3 separate regions of the Homo sapiens genome follow, and regions 1 and 2 are each linked to region 3. Evidence: chromatin contacts called from ENCODE Hi-C or POLR2A ChIA-PET data. All regions are on one chromosome and are shown on one strand. The core of a region is the stretch at or near the end of the contact, and the rest is flanking DNA. Distances in the headings are between cores, read along the strand shown. Region 1 holds the start of LAMC1 (laminin subunit gamma 1). Region 2 holds the start of SWT1 (SWT1 RNA endoribonuclease homolog). Region 3 holds the start of TSEN15 (tRNA splicing endonuclease subunit 15).

Region 1 (3,796 bases), core at 525-3,024, 1.0 Mb before region 3:
TAGAGACCCACGCTTTGGCCACTATATAACAAAGTACTAAAAATGTATAATAATGCAAATTCACTAATATGTTTATTAAAATATAAACAAGTTTATTACAAATCTGTAGCTTTATTCACAACTAACATCCTTATTTTTGTCCTATATGCCCACGTTTGTCCTCAAGTACAACGAAGGACTGAGAGAGCATATAATCCCCTCTAGGTGTAAATGAACGTATTTATTTCGCTTCAACTCATGTATGAAAGGATTAAAAAATTATTAGTCCCCACAACTTAATTCTCCCAAAGAGAAGGTGCCAAGAATGAGGCACCTTTAGCCATGCATAATCTCCACCCATCTCATCAAATAAACGGAACAGTGATGAACATAACTTGCTAAGTAAGCTCAGCCGTGTAACAAGACCCTAGATTCCCCTCCCTTCTTCATCCTACCAGAACATTATCCTTAAGGTTTTCCTAATCAGCAGTCTGCGTCTAACTAACCCTAACTATCCAGAGTCACCTAACATATACTTATTTCCTTGTTTCAGATTCCCATTACGCCTATCTTAATGGGACAACTGGGTCCGAAATTATGCATGTGTTTTTTTGTTTTGTTTTTGCGGTGTACTTATTATCCGCACTTTATCATTAAATTCCTGAAAAGCTAGAACAAAACAAATCCGTGTCATTCACTATGTGCATCCTCTCTGCTTGGGGACGCCAAGGGTTTCAAGCTGCTGCCTCCCTGCCCTGGTCTCTGCTTGCCGTATCCAGCACTGGGTAAGCGCCCAGGTTCTGCTCCGGGACTAAAACTCATGATCTTCTGGCTCAGGTTCTGTGAACTGAGTCATTCTGGCACTGAGAATATTCCGTGACTCAGCAGGCCCGAAAAGGAGGATGTCAGAATCCACATAATTTCGAGTCTTTTAAAGGCAAGCCGAGGAACACAAACAACACAGTGGAAGAATTTCGCAGTGGGTCGTGCGTACCCAAGGGAAAAATTCATTCCATTCCCAGCCTTTTCACTTCCTTCCTTGCCCCGGTAAAACGACTGGTTACACTTTAAATCAGCGGCAGGAAATCGCTTCACGAAACTCATCTGGCTGCTGCGACCAGGCCCTTCTGATTCTCCAGGGACCGTGTCGGCCCCATGAACGCCCCGGGACCTCTGTTCGGGAGGGGCTGGAGCGGGGCCCCGGGCAGCAGCGGGCGCTCCCGGTTCGGACCCACACCTGGCCGGGCGGGGACCCTCTTGCCGCAGCCCAAATTGGCGCGAGGCCCCAGGGACGACCCCGAGCGACCTCCTGACCCGGCATCGCCCCTCTAAGGCGCCCTCCCCCGACTCCTCCCGCAATCCGGAGTCTCCCAGGCCGCGGAGCCCAAGGACCCCAGCGACTCCCGCGCGGGGAGCGGGTCTGCGAGGCCGCCCTTCCCTCCCGGCATGCACCACCCAGCCGCCCTCCCCTCCCCTCCTCTCCTCTCCCCTCCCCTCCTCTCCCCTCCTCTCCCCTCCCCTCCCCCAACCCCCTCCCCCGGCTCCCCGCCCACCTCGCGCGCCCCTCCCCCCGGGTCGCGCGCCGCGGGCCCGAGCGCGAGACGCCGCTGCTCCCGCCCCCGCCGCCTCCTGGAGTCGCCGGGGCGGACGCGCAGTCCATGGGGCGCGGTGGGCCGGGGAGTTGCCCCAGGGGCCGCGGGAGTTGCTGAGAGGAGACAGGGTTGGGCTTTCTCCTCGCCCAGACCCCACCCCACCCTGCCGACCCCACCCCCTGCTCCTTCCTCCCCGGGGGCGCGCACTCGGGCACGCGCTCGGAAGTCGGGGGTCGGCGCGGAGTGCAGGCTGCTCCCGGGGTAGGTGAGGGAAGCGCGGAGGCGGCGCGCGGGGGCAGTGGTCGGCGAGCAGCGCGGTCCTCGCTAGGGGCGCCCACCCGTCAGTCTCTCCGGCGCGAGCCGCCGCCACCGCCCGCGCCGGAGTCAGGCCCCTGGGCCCCCAGGCTCAAGCAGCGAAGCGGCCTCCGGGGGACGCCGCTAGGCGAGAGGAACGCGCCGGTGCCCTTGCCTTCGCCGTGACCCAGCGTGCGGGCGGCGGGATGAGAGGGAGCCATCGGGCCGCGCCGGCCCTGCGGCCCCGGGGGCGGCTCTGGCCCGTGCTGGCCGTGCTGGCGGCGGCCGCCGCGGCGGGCTGTGCCCAGGCAGCCATGGACGAGTGCACGGACGAGGGCGGGCGGCCGCAGCGCTGCATGCCCGAGTTCGTCAACGCCGCCTTCAACGTGACTGTGGTGGCCACCAACACGTGTGGGACTCCGCCCGAGGAATACTGTGTGCAGACCGGGGTGACCGGGGTCACCAAGTCCTGTCACCTGTGCGACGCCGGGCAGCCCCACCTGCAGCACGGGGCAGCCTTCCTGACCGACTACAACAACCAGGCCGACACCACCTGGTGGCAAAGCCAGACCATGCTGGCCGGGGTGCAGTACCCCAGCTCCATCAACCTCACGCTGCACCTGGGTAAGCGGTGACAGCCCCGTCCCCTGCTACTGCTCGCCAGCAGCCCAGCTCCCGGACCGGCTCCGTCCCAGTGGCCGGCCTCACGGGCGCAGACGGCCGCGTGTTTGCTCTCTGTTCCCCGGCATGGGCCACACAGAAACTCCTTTCTCCAACTTCTTAAATAGATACTGCTTTTAACATCCCGTGAGGGCCAGGATGTTCCGCACGAGTCTCTCTGCTTTCCTGTTCTTTCTGACTTAACGGGATTCTGGCTCTCTGATTATTCTGCATTTCGGCTGTTAGGATTGTGATTTCCCCCTTTTTTTTCTGAAGCGTTAATCAGAAACTCCCATCCCCACTTTTCTCTTTGCTAGCAAGGTCATCACAGCGCATTCTTGGATCGGAAACAAGAAGGTCCGCCTTAAACACTTTCGCCTTTAAAATGTTTAGATGTCCTTCCAGGGCTGAGGGTGATTGCTCTGTTGAGTTAAGGGGGAATTTGAGGGGAGCAAATGCCTTCGCTGCCTATATTGCCTATGTGTAATTAAAACATAAATTCACTTTTGAAGTTATTGTTCTTTATAGCTGCTCAGCCTTAATTAAGAACCACAAAGCGATTTGACTGCTAATCCTGGTGCAGAATGAACAAAAGGAAGTGCACTCACTGTAATTGCTGGGCATAGCCTTGTCCCTGGGTAAAAAGGCTCTCCTTTACTGTCTTCCCTTTTGCTTTCATTCAAAGCAACTGTAGAAACACGTGTAAGTGATGTTTCAGAAATCAGGAAAGGGATGTGTAGAAAACTTCATGGCAGGGCAGTGGATTGAGGATGGACATATGTATCTGGAAGCACCAAAAATAATGTTCGGTCTAGCTAAGGTTTTCTTCATCATTGAGATACGTAAATAGGCAGAAAGTTTCATTATTGTGTTTAACAGAGGAATCTATGTGTGAGAAACACGTTTGACTTAACACTTCACTCCCCATTGCCTTGGAAGGCTTGATTATTACCAGTAGCTGGTACTAATGAACTTCCAGAGAGAACAGACTGCCTCAAGCCATTCTTCTGTCAAGGGAGGGTAATTTTGTAAGGCTAATATCACTTAGGGGTGTTGGAAAGGAACATGTTGTAGGCAAATGGTTCTTTTGATCATGATTTTGCTGCTCTCCGGTACACTAAACTTTATGTAAGTATCAGGATTCCAGAGAAAGAATTGGACTTAACAAAAAGTACTTTGAAAAGTGGGATTAAATTATTGTGTGTGGAATAAGTGTTAGAAAAGCAGAATTATTTAACATCTTATTTGCAGTTGAGTCATTAAACAAATGA
Region 2 (3,872 bases), core at 459-2,958, 1.1 Mb after region 3:
TGATTAGCCCTACTCTGAAATCTATAACAATTTGTATGTTGTTTCAAAACTGCAAAATAATCCTATCTATAACTATCTAACCTTTTATAAATATTAAACTCAAAACTGGCCTAGAAGTAGAAAAAATAATGAATTAAAGATTATTTTAAGTTCCAATTCAGAAAGCACATAAAGGTCAACTTATGACCACAAACTAAATGTTAAAAGAACTTAAATTATGTCTTTCTTAGACCTTACATTTTAAAATGTTAGAAGATCCTTAAGAAAGTGTTACTCATCAGTCTTTTAAATTCCTATATGGTCCAATAAACCACCACTTAGAAAACATGCAGGCACATTCAGAAGCACAATAATATGGGCCATTAATTCTCAACAGTCTATTTCTGATGGAATGGAGTACAAAACTCAATTGGTATTTATGTATGGGGGAAAACATCCGTAAATTTAGTCGACTCTTTCCTAAACTACTACTCAGCCTCAAAATCTTTTCGGAGGCAAGCTGCTAGCGGGGGAAAAGAAAACTGAAATGAGAAAAACTCATCTCCTTGTGGCTGTCGAAGCAGAAAAGCTAGTTGACAGTAATGGTTTAGAAATGTTGGCAGCTAGGATCTACTACCGTAAACAGGTTGCCTCGGTTACTATGTCACATTTGAAAGAACTTAGTTAACCATGGCAGACTGGACTGCGGGAAACTACCAAATTATGTGTAACTTCCTATTTTTGTACCTTAAAAAGACTCCCTTTTAAGAAAAAGCCCTTAACCTCATTATTTCCTTCTATCTGCAGCATTCCTGCTCTCCGCATATCCCTCACCGTGACATCCTCGAGGCTTATGAAGATGCCGTCTCCCATTCTGTAACCCTGCTTTAGCCGCTACACGGGCCCCTCTTTCCTCCCCACCATTTTCCTAAACCTGCCTTGCCCCATAAAAACCATCCCGGTGAAGGGCCTCCCCTACTTCCCAGCAAGGCGCACTTTCTCTCTTCTGCAGCAGAAAGATCTGGGCCTTCTGCACTTACTGCTTTTAGCCTCCTCAGGGGCAGAGGCTAGGGACGGGGACAGGGCCGGAGCCTGGGCCAGGGCAGGGGCTGGGGCTGGAGCCGAGGCCGGAGTCGGAGCCGAGTCCAGAGCCGAATCCGGGGCCGGAGCTGGGACCCCAGCCGAGTCCCGGGCCGGGGTCGGGACCTGGACCTGGGCCACCTCCACCTCCTCCTTCTCCAGGGGCAGCAGCTCCTCCTCCGCCATATTCTCCATAGTTACCGCCTCCGTGCCAAGCCCGCCCGGGGACCCGGAGCGGGGCTCACGGCGGGGTCAGAGAACTGACGTGAATGCCCACAGGGCTGGATCCAAGGAGTGGGGAAGCAAGTGGGGAGGGCGGGATGCGTGCAACAGACAAAAGATGAAGAACCAGTGACCAAATCCTGTTAGTAGAAAACAGAAAGCCAGAGGCAGCGATTCCAGATGCCCGTCCGCTTCCCTTTCCCCGAGGCGTTACGACGCCACCACAAACTGCGCAGAAGCGTACTGGGGACGGCGTCCAATTGGGTAAGAGGGTTCGGTTTCTACGGTGCGTCTCCGGCCCACCGGCCAACCACCAAACCGAACAAAGACTACAGCACCCAGGATACACTGCGCAGTCTGGGGGCGGGGCCGGAGTTCAAGCCTCGGAGGAAGTAAATGCAAATCTAAGCGAGCGCTGTGGGGCGGTGAGTAGGTAGTGCGGATGCGGGCGCAGAACTACGTTTCCCAGCAGGCATACAGTTGGTGGGGCGGGGTGTGTGTGTGTGTTGGGAGGCGGGGGTCCCTCTCCTTTGGCTTGGGGCTCCGGAGTTGCCACTGCCGCCGGCGCTGGTAAGGTAGGAACTGCGGGGTGCGTTGACGTTTTGCTGGGCAGGTTCCCCCTCGTCCCCCGCCCCAAGTATACTGGCGGGCGGGCGGCCGGCCGGACTGGGGACTCAGGAGTCACACGGACCTGGGCGGGGCGACTCTGTGGGCGGGTCCGGGGACGAGCCAGCTCCGTGGAGGGTGTGGTTCTGGCCCGGCTTGCCTCCGGGGCTGCCCCTTGCCCGGTGTTGGGGTCTGGTCGGTTCGTGCGGAGCCCGCGGGCCCGCGGCGGTTTACTAGCAGCTGACGAGCTTGCCTGTCCATCCAGCTGACTTGGAATTAGGGTCTGTTCTTCATTTCGCACCCTCACCTACACCGTGACCCGAACACTCTTTTCCTTTGTTTTTATTTTTGCTTTAGTCTTCATGTTGCCAGTATCAGCAGTTCTGCGGTGTGGCCAGTGGATAGAAATTAGTTGTTTTGCTCTATTTTGCTTTGTTTTCAGGCTTTTAATAACCAGAGCTCTGAGTGGGTAGAGCTTCGGGGCATTTAATTTTGATGCGTTTCAGATCCCCAAAACATATGCTAGCGAGTCCCCTGTCCCCCGTACTTCTCTCCCCTTCACTCTTAGTGCCTACTTGACATTCGAGCCTTTCTTGTTTCTTTCTTCTGTCCCCCCGCGATAAATCCACTGGGACAGAAAGGAGAAAAACGTGAACTTTCTGGCTGCCCTGCTTGGGCTTGGTCCGAACCTTCTAGGCATCAGGGCAGGAGAGGGAAGCCCAATTTAGTCTCAAGAACAAGACGCGCGCTTCCAGTTAGCTTTTCTTAGTTAATTAAGTTGATAAACGCCAATCTTCTTGGTCTATTTGTTTCCTACTTGTTTCAGAACCCCGGGGAAGAGATAGCATGATTATTTGGCACTTTGAAGCACTAACTGGAAATTAACTCCTCCCCCTATAGTTAAGAAGTATATATCTGGAGGGGTGTGTGTGTGTGTTTAACCTCTCCCCAGTTTAATGGGAACAGATTATCCCTGTGGAGCTTCTGTGAGTTATAGTCCTAAATCCCTTTTACTGATCGTCCCGTACAGCTTTTATCTAGTATTCCTGAATGTGTAGTTGACTCATGGCTCAACAGTCAATTAAAAATGGGATAACACTGACTATAACTTACAGAAATGCTAACTATATCTGTGCATCATCCAATAATTCTTGTTCTCATTTCTTTTTTTTTTTTTTACTGTCGTTCATGATGATTTTTTATTTCTAAATGACTAGATGGTTAACTGAAAGCTAGATTCAGTATGTTAATGTCATTTAACACCAGCTGGAAACCAGATTAAAAGGGTCAGATTTTAGTGTCTGGATTCTGTGGGAATTTTTGTAAGAATTTCTAAGCATGGTCTGTGCTTGTAAGACATCCTGAAGAAGGAATCGTCAATGTTTGAAGAATTAAATAATGTTATTCATCTATTGCTACTGCATAAGTTATACCAAAACATAGTAGCTTAAAACAACAGTAAACATTTATTACTCCACAGTTTCTGTGGGTCAGGAACTCAGAAATGACTTTCTGGGTTGATCTGGCTTTGGGTCTCCTGAGGTTGCAGTGAAGATATGTGCCAGGGCTGCTGTCATGTCACTTGATTAGGGGTGCAGGATCATCAGCTTCAAAGGTAACACACTCACATGCCTGGCTGTTAGTTGGTTCTGGTTGTTGGCAAGATGCCAGTAGTTCTTCCCTTGCGAGCCTTTCCATGGGCTGTTTGAGTGTCCTCATGACACTCTGACTTTCCCTAGAGTGAGCAGTCCAAGACAGAACAAGGCAGACGTCATGATATCTTATATGATTTAGCCACATACCACTATGTAGCAGTAATATCTTATTGATTACACAGGTCAGCCTTATTCATTGTGGTAGCAGATTACATTAAGTGCATGATTACCAAGCATCAGGAATCATCAGGAGCCATCTTGAAGACTGGCCAGCACATGAAGTCTCCCCTCATTTATGTTTTGATTTGCATAAAATCAATAGGAATTTCA
Region 3 (4,216 bases), core at 168-2,667:
GATAGTTTTGGATAGTACTCTGGACTTTGTGAGTGTTAAGTGGAGAGTCTGGATTCTATTATTCTTCTCTGATGAGTGTTATTTCCTTTGTATTAGTAGGTAATTTTCCCGGCTAGATTTTAACTGAAAACTCTCTCCCTTTTGGAGACAGCTCTGGTCTCAGTTCAGATCTTTTGTTTTTAACTGAGCTGCTGTGATTCTGTTTTGGGTGGTTCAGGATCTCTCAGAGATGTGGGTTGACAGTTTGGGGATCCACTCTCTGACTCCTTCCTTGGGATTTCTTAATCTCTTCAGAATTCAAAATTTTCTGTCTTCACTTTTCTGCTTCCCCAGACAAGAATAACTGATAAGTTTTATACATGCATCCCTGGTACTGCTGAGCCTGACTTCTGGACTGCACTTTGCCCCAAGCTAAATGCCAAAGAGAGGAGAATTTTCTTGTGGAGTTCTTGATCTTCAAGCAAGCTTGCCCTTCCTACCAGTCTGCTGTTCACATTCCAGTATATTCAGCTTTTTGTATTGTGTCCAAGTGTAGTTCCTGATCTTCAAGCAAGCTTGCCCTTCCTACCAGTCCACTATTCACATTCCAGTATATTCAGCTTTTTGCATTGTGTCCAAATTGTTTTCTGCTGGGGGATGGTCCACTAGGGTCTTAGTCTATCATGGTTGAAAACAGAAGTTATGTCCTGCCTGGGACTTTGGATTTTGAGTCACCCTTGTCCTGGTCAATGCGATAGCCTCCTAACCAGTCTCTGTTTGTGTCCTTGCTCCCTCCAGTCTATCCTCAACATATCAGTCAGAGTGATCCTATGAAAACGTCCAGGAGCCTCCAATAGCTTCCCATTTCACTCACAGTAAATTAAAAAATACTTAAAATGTGCTACTCTGCCTGTTTGAAACTCCTCATCCTTGGCTTCCAGATCACATGCTTATGCTAGTTTGTATCCTACCTTTCTGAACACTCGTTCAGCAACTCGTGTTTCCTCTAATCCTGAAACGTGGGTCCACCCTGAAAGTATGGTTCTACTTTAAAGTTCTATGTCAGGGCACTGAGTAAGGCCTTTCCCGTCCCCAGCAATCAGAAACCAGGACCCCACTGCTGAAGGCAAAGAGGACGTATGTATCCCCCAACTTTCTCAGAGAGTTATCGGCAGCACTGACTTAAAGAGGATTAAGAGCTTCAGGGCGCAGGCTACTCTTTAATATTTTTCACGTTAGAATTTGCTCAGATTTGAATAAACGCAGAGCGAAACTAGAGAGCGTTCGCGCAGGTTCTAGCTACCTTGGTCAGAAGGAGGGGCTGATGCAACTTTCCTCCCAGTTTCTGAGCCCTCTCGCACTGCAGCTGCGAGCCTCGGGGAAGCGGAACCCACAGGCGCGCGCGCCGCTGCTTCTGGCCGGGCGCGGGTCGTGGTGCACCACGGGAGCGCCGCACCGGCCGGCATGGAGGAGCGCGGCGATTCCGAGCCGACCCCCGGCTGCAGCGGCCTGGGTCCGGGCGGTGTTCGCGGCTTTGGCGACGGCGGTGGAGCTCCTTCGTGGGCCCCTGAGGACGCCTGGATGGGCACTCACCCTAAGGTCAGGAGGCGCGAGAGGAGCAGGGCGCCGTCCAGGCCCCTAACCCAGGCAGAACACTCCCAGGCAGCTCTCTTTCTTTCTTCCTCAGTGGGAGACTGAGGACGCGCGCCACCCTCACCGAGGGGGACCGGTGTGCACAACTGCCAGCCTCAGGCAGCATCGGTTTTGTTTGTTTAAACAAGTTGCACTATCTCAATCCCCCAGCCAAAGCCATTTTGGAACTGAGAGCCAGACAGTAACTCCGCCCCTCTCAAGCCGGAGATCCCTAATAAGCGCTCCACTAGTTTTGCTGTCTAGGTAAATCCCCTTTGGGGGATAAATTTATTTAATCCTCACGGTAACCATGCAAGACAATTTGTGGGCGATGGATAAGATCTAGGGGTCCATAGTGATAAAGATTTAAGCACAGTCACGTTTACACTTAGCCTTGGGCCCAGAATGCATCTTTATTTTGAAAAGGTGCAGATTCCTAATATTTCAGATTTCTTCGAAAGTTTGAATAGGTTCTTGCTCAAAGCAGAGCTACTCACATTTTGCGTGTATTTTTCTAGATTAGCAGCAGGCGAGATCAAGATAGTCCTCTGCTTACTTCTGCTTGAGACATTACTGCCTTGTACAAGTACGGTTCCAAGCAGTGAATAGACAGTGAATGGAGATGTGGGTTTTGTAAGAATCTCAAAAACTAGTCTCTACGGTACTTTAACAGAATTGCACTCTTCTGCTAGAGAGCAATAATTCATAATCATCTAAAAACAGCCAAGAAAAAATTTGAAGGTATAAGTTTGAAGAGTTAACCTTTTTCAGCTTCTCTTGCTTAATTTTATCTTCCTACTCTGTCCCCTTCATCCTCCCAAAAGGTGAGAAAAAGAAACAATAGCATGGAAATATTATTTAGTGCCCTTTTAGGGAAACAATAGCATGGAGAGGCAGCATATTGGTTAGGCGCATGAACTCAAAATCAGACTCAGTTTAAATCCTGATTCTGTCACTTATCAACCTTGTGATTTGGGACAAGTTGCTTGATCTTATTATGCCTTAGTTTCCTCACCTGAAAAATGGGGATATTAATAGTCCATACTTACTTATACGGTTGTTACAGGATTAAATTAATGAATATTTGTAAGCCATTCAACATACAGAAAGCACTATATAAGTACTTAATAAGCGAAACACCAGTAACAACTTTTTAAGACTTTATCTAGATTTGGTGGTGTTATTCAGTTTATATACTTGTAGATTGTTTTCTTTTTCAAGTTAATGGCTGTATACACCTTGACCATCAAATCTCCCCTTTTGATTTCTCTTCTTGAAGGATCAAATTAATTTTTAAAAGAAAAAGAACAAGTAATAAAATAATAGGGGGTATTTGTTTTTCCAATTTCACCTTTCTGTTAATTTAAAAATTATGTAGTTTCATCCAGTAAAATGGTACCAGATTTATTATCCCCAAACACACTTTTATTTTATTATTCTCCTGCTTAGAAATCCTCAGTGTTTCCATACTGATAAAATCACATGTTTAGCTTGACCACCAAAGCCTTGTAACCTGGCTCAAAATTATGTTTTGGGTGTTATTTTCAAAACATGTTTGAAGTCGACAACTAATTAACCCCTGTCCTCCTGAACCTGTACAGTTACAGTGAAGCTGATGGGAGAATGTGACTTTAGACCTGTCCCCATGCAGGTCTGCTAATAATTCAACTCAGCATTAGCCCTGCATATCCACCTAGTCGCTGGCATAGCTGGGCAGCCTCAGAATTCTCCTGCAGGTGTAGGCCCCTGAAAAGTATTCCCCTTATGCTGACCAGTAGTCTGAAAGAAGCAGCTTTCTCTAGTTCCTTGTCAATTCCTTTTAAAAAATCTACTCTTAAAGTGAGAAAGAGTGGGTAGAGAGGCTAGGACTGATACTCTAGCAGATTCTCTCCATATACAAATAAGAGGCTAGGGAAATACACAGTACCCACTAACATGTCCCATCACAAGTTTTATTAAAAAGGTTTCTCTATTGCTGGCAGATAGGTTTCTTTACAGGCCCTTGAATGTATGTGGCTTAATCCCACCTTTGTGTAATTACCTGCAGTATTACTCTACTTCTCCACTTACTTAAATCATAATGTTCTTCAGTGCTCAACTTGTATCCCATCCCACCTCTGCTATAAATCTTTCACCAGTCCCTCTGAGTAGAGCTCTTCTGACCTGCTGTGTCATGTTTTTTATTCCATTTACATGGTTTTTAATCACTTACAGTCATATATTGTTATTTGCCTAACAATTTTAAGTGTGCATGTATTTAACAATTGCAAGTTCTTTAGAGACAGAGATAAGATCTTATATTGCCTTTTAACTTCCACTATACCTAGAAGAATTTTATAGATTATATATGCTTGATGACCACTTGATGATTGGAAGAAAATATTAAATAATTTTTTCTTCTCAATTTGACAATTATATTTTAATTTTCAGTATCTAGAAATGATGGAATTAGATATAGGAGATGCCACCCAAGTTTATGTAGCGTTCTTGGTTTACCTGGACCTCATGGAAAGTAAGTTGTTTGTTTATATTGTTTTGTTATTGGGACTGTGGTAGAGATTTGGGGGGTTGGATTGGGATATAGCATTCTTAACATAATAAGCAA

Evidence for each region. Hi-C counts contacts between places; a loop is a spot of excess contacts on that map. ChIA-PET counts read pairs that join two places held with the same protein, here RNA polymerase II (POLR2A). Pooled maps may share reads with other maps.
Region 1: a loop to region 3 is called in a pooled map, with 5 times the contacts of the local background. The contact joins the promoter of LAMC1 here to the promoter of TSEN15 in region 3. A Hi-C loop is called at or near these places in 2 of 37 single-sample maps with no recorded cell type and 8 of 50 pooled maps.
Region 2: a map of CD8-positive, alpha-beta T cell shows a loop between it and region 3 (4-fold over the local background). The contact joins the promoter of SWT1 here to the promoter of TSEN15 in region 3. A Hi-C loop is called at or near these places in 4 of 168 maps with a recorded cell type or tissue (CD8-positive, alpha-beta T cell, OCI-LY7 and naive thymus-derived CD4-positive, alpha-beta T cell), 8 of 37 single-sample maps with no recorded cell type and 20 of 50 pooled maps. POLR2A ChIA-PET finds 5 or more read pairs at or near these places in 1 of 52 experiments (H1).

Annotation. Positions count from the first base shown.
Region 1 is chr1:183,021,646-183,025,441 of GRCh38, forward strand. LAMC1 (laminin subunit gamma 1) reads left to right here and starts at 1,775. Exons shown (of 28, transcript NM_002293.4): 1 at 1,775-2,489. The coding sequence starts at 2,072. RefSeq lists enhancers at 472-1,027, 1,028-1,582, 2,138-2,691 and silencers at 1,094-1,483, 1,514-1,903, 1,954-2,023, 2,044-2,183.
Region 2 is chr1:185,155,459-185,159,330 of GRCh38, forward strand. SWT1 (SWT1 RNA endoribonuclease homolog) reads left to right here and starts at 1,709. Exons shown (of 19, transcript NM_017673.7): 1 at 1,709-1,856. It overlaps TRMT1L (tRNA methyltransferase 1L), which reads right to left and starts at 1,495. Exons shown (of 15, transcript NM_030934.5): 1 at 1,020-1,495. The coding sequence starts at 1,254. RefSeq lists enhancers at 583-1,488, 1,332-1,441 and silencers at 992-1,241, 1,982-2,101.
Region 3 is chr1:184,050,313-184,054,528 of GRCh38, forward strand. It overlaps TSEN15 (tRNA splicing endonuclease subunit 15), which reads left to right and starts at 1,418. Exons shown (of 5, transcript NM_052965.4): 1 at 1,418-1,578; 2 at 4,042-4,123. The coding sequence starts at 1,444. RefSeq lists enhancers at 337-1,272, 1,025-1,134, 1,195-1,324, 1,203-1,497.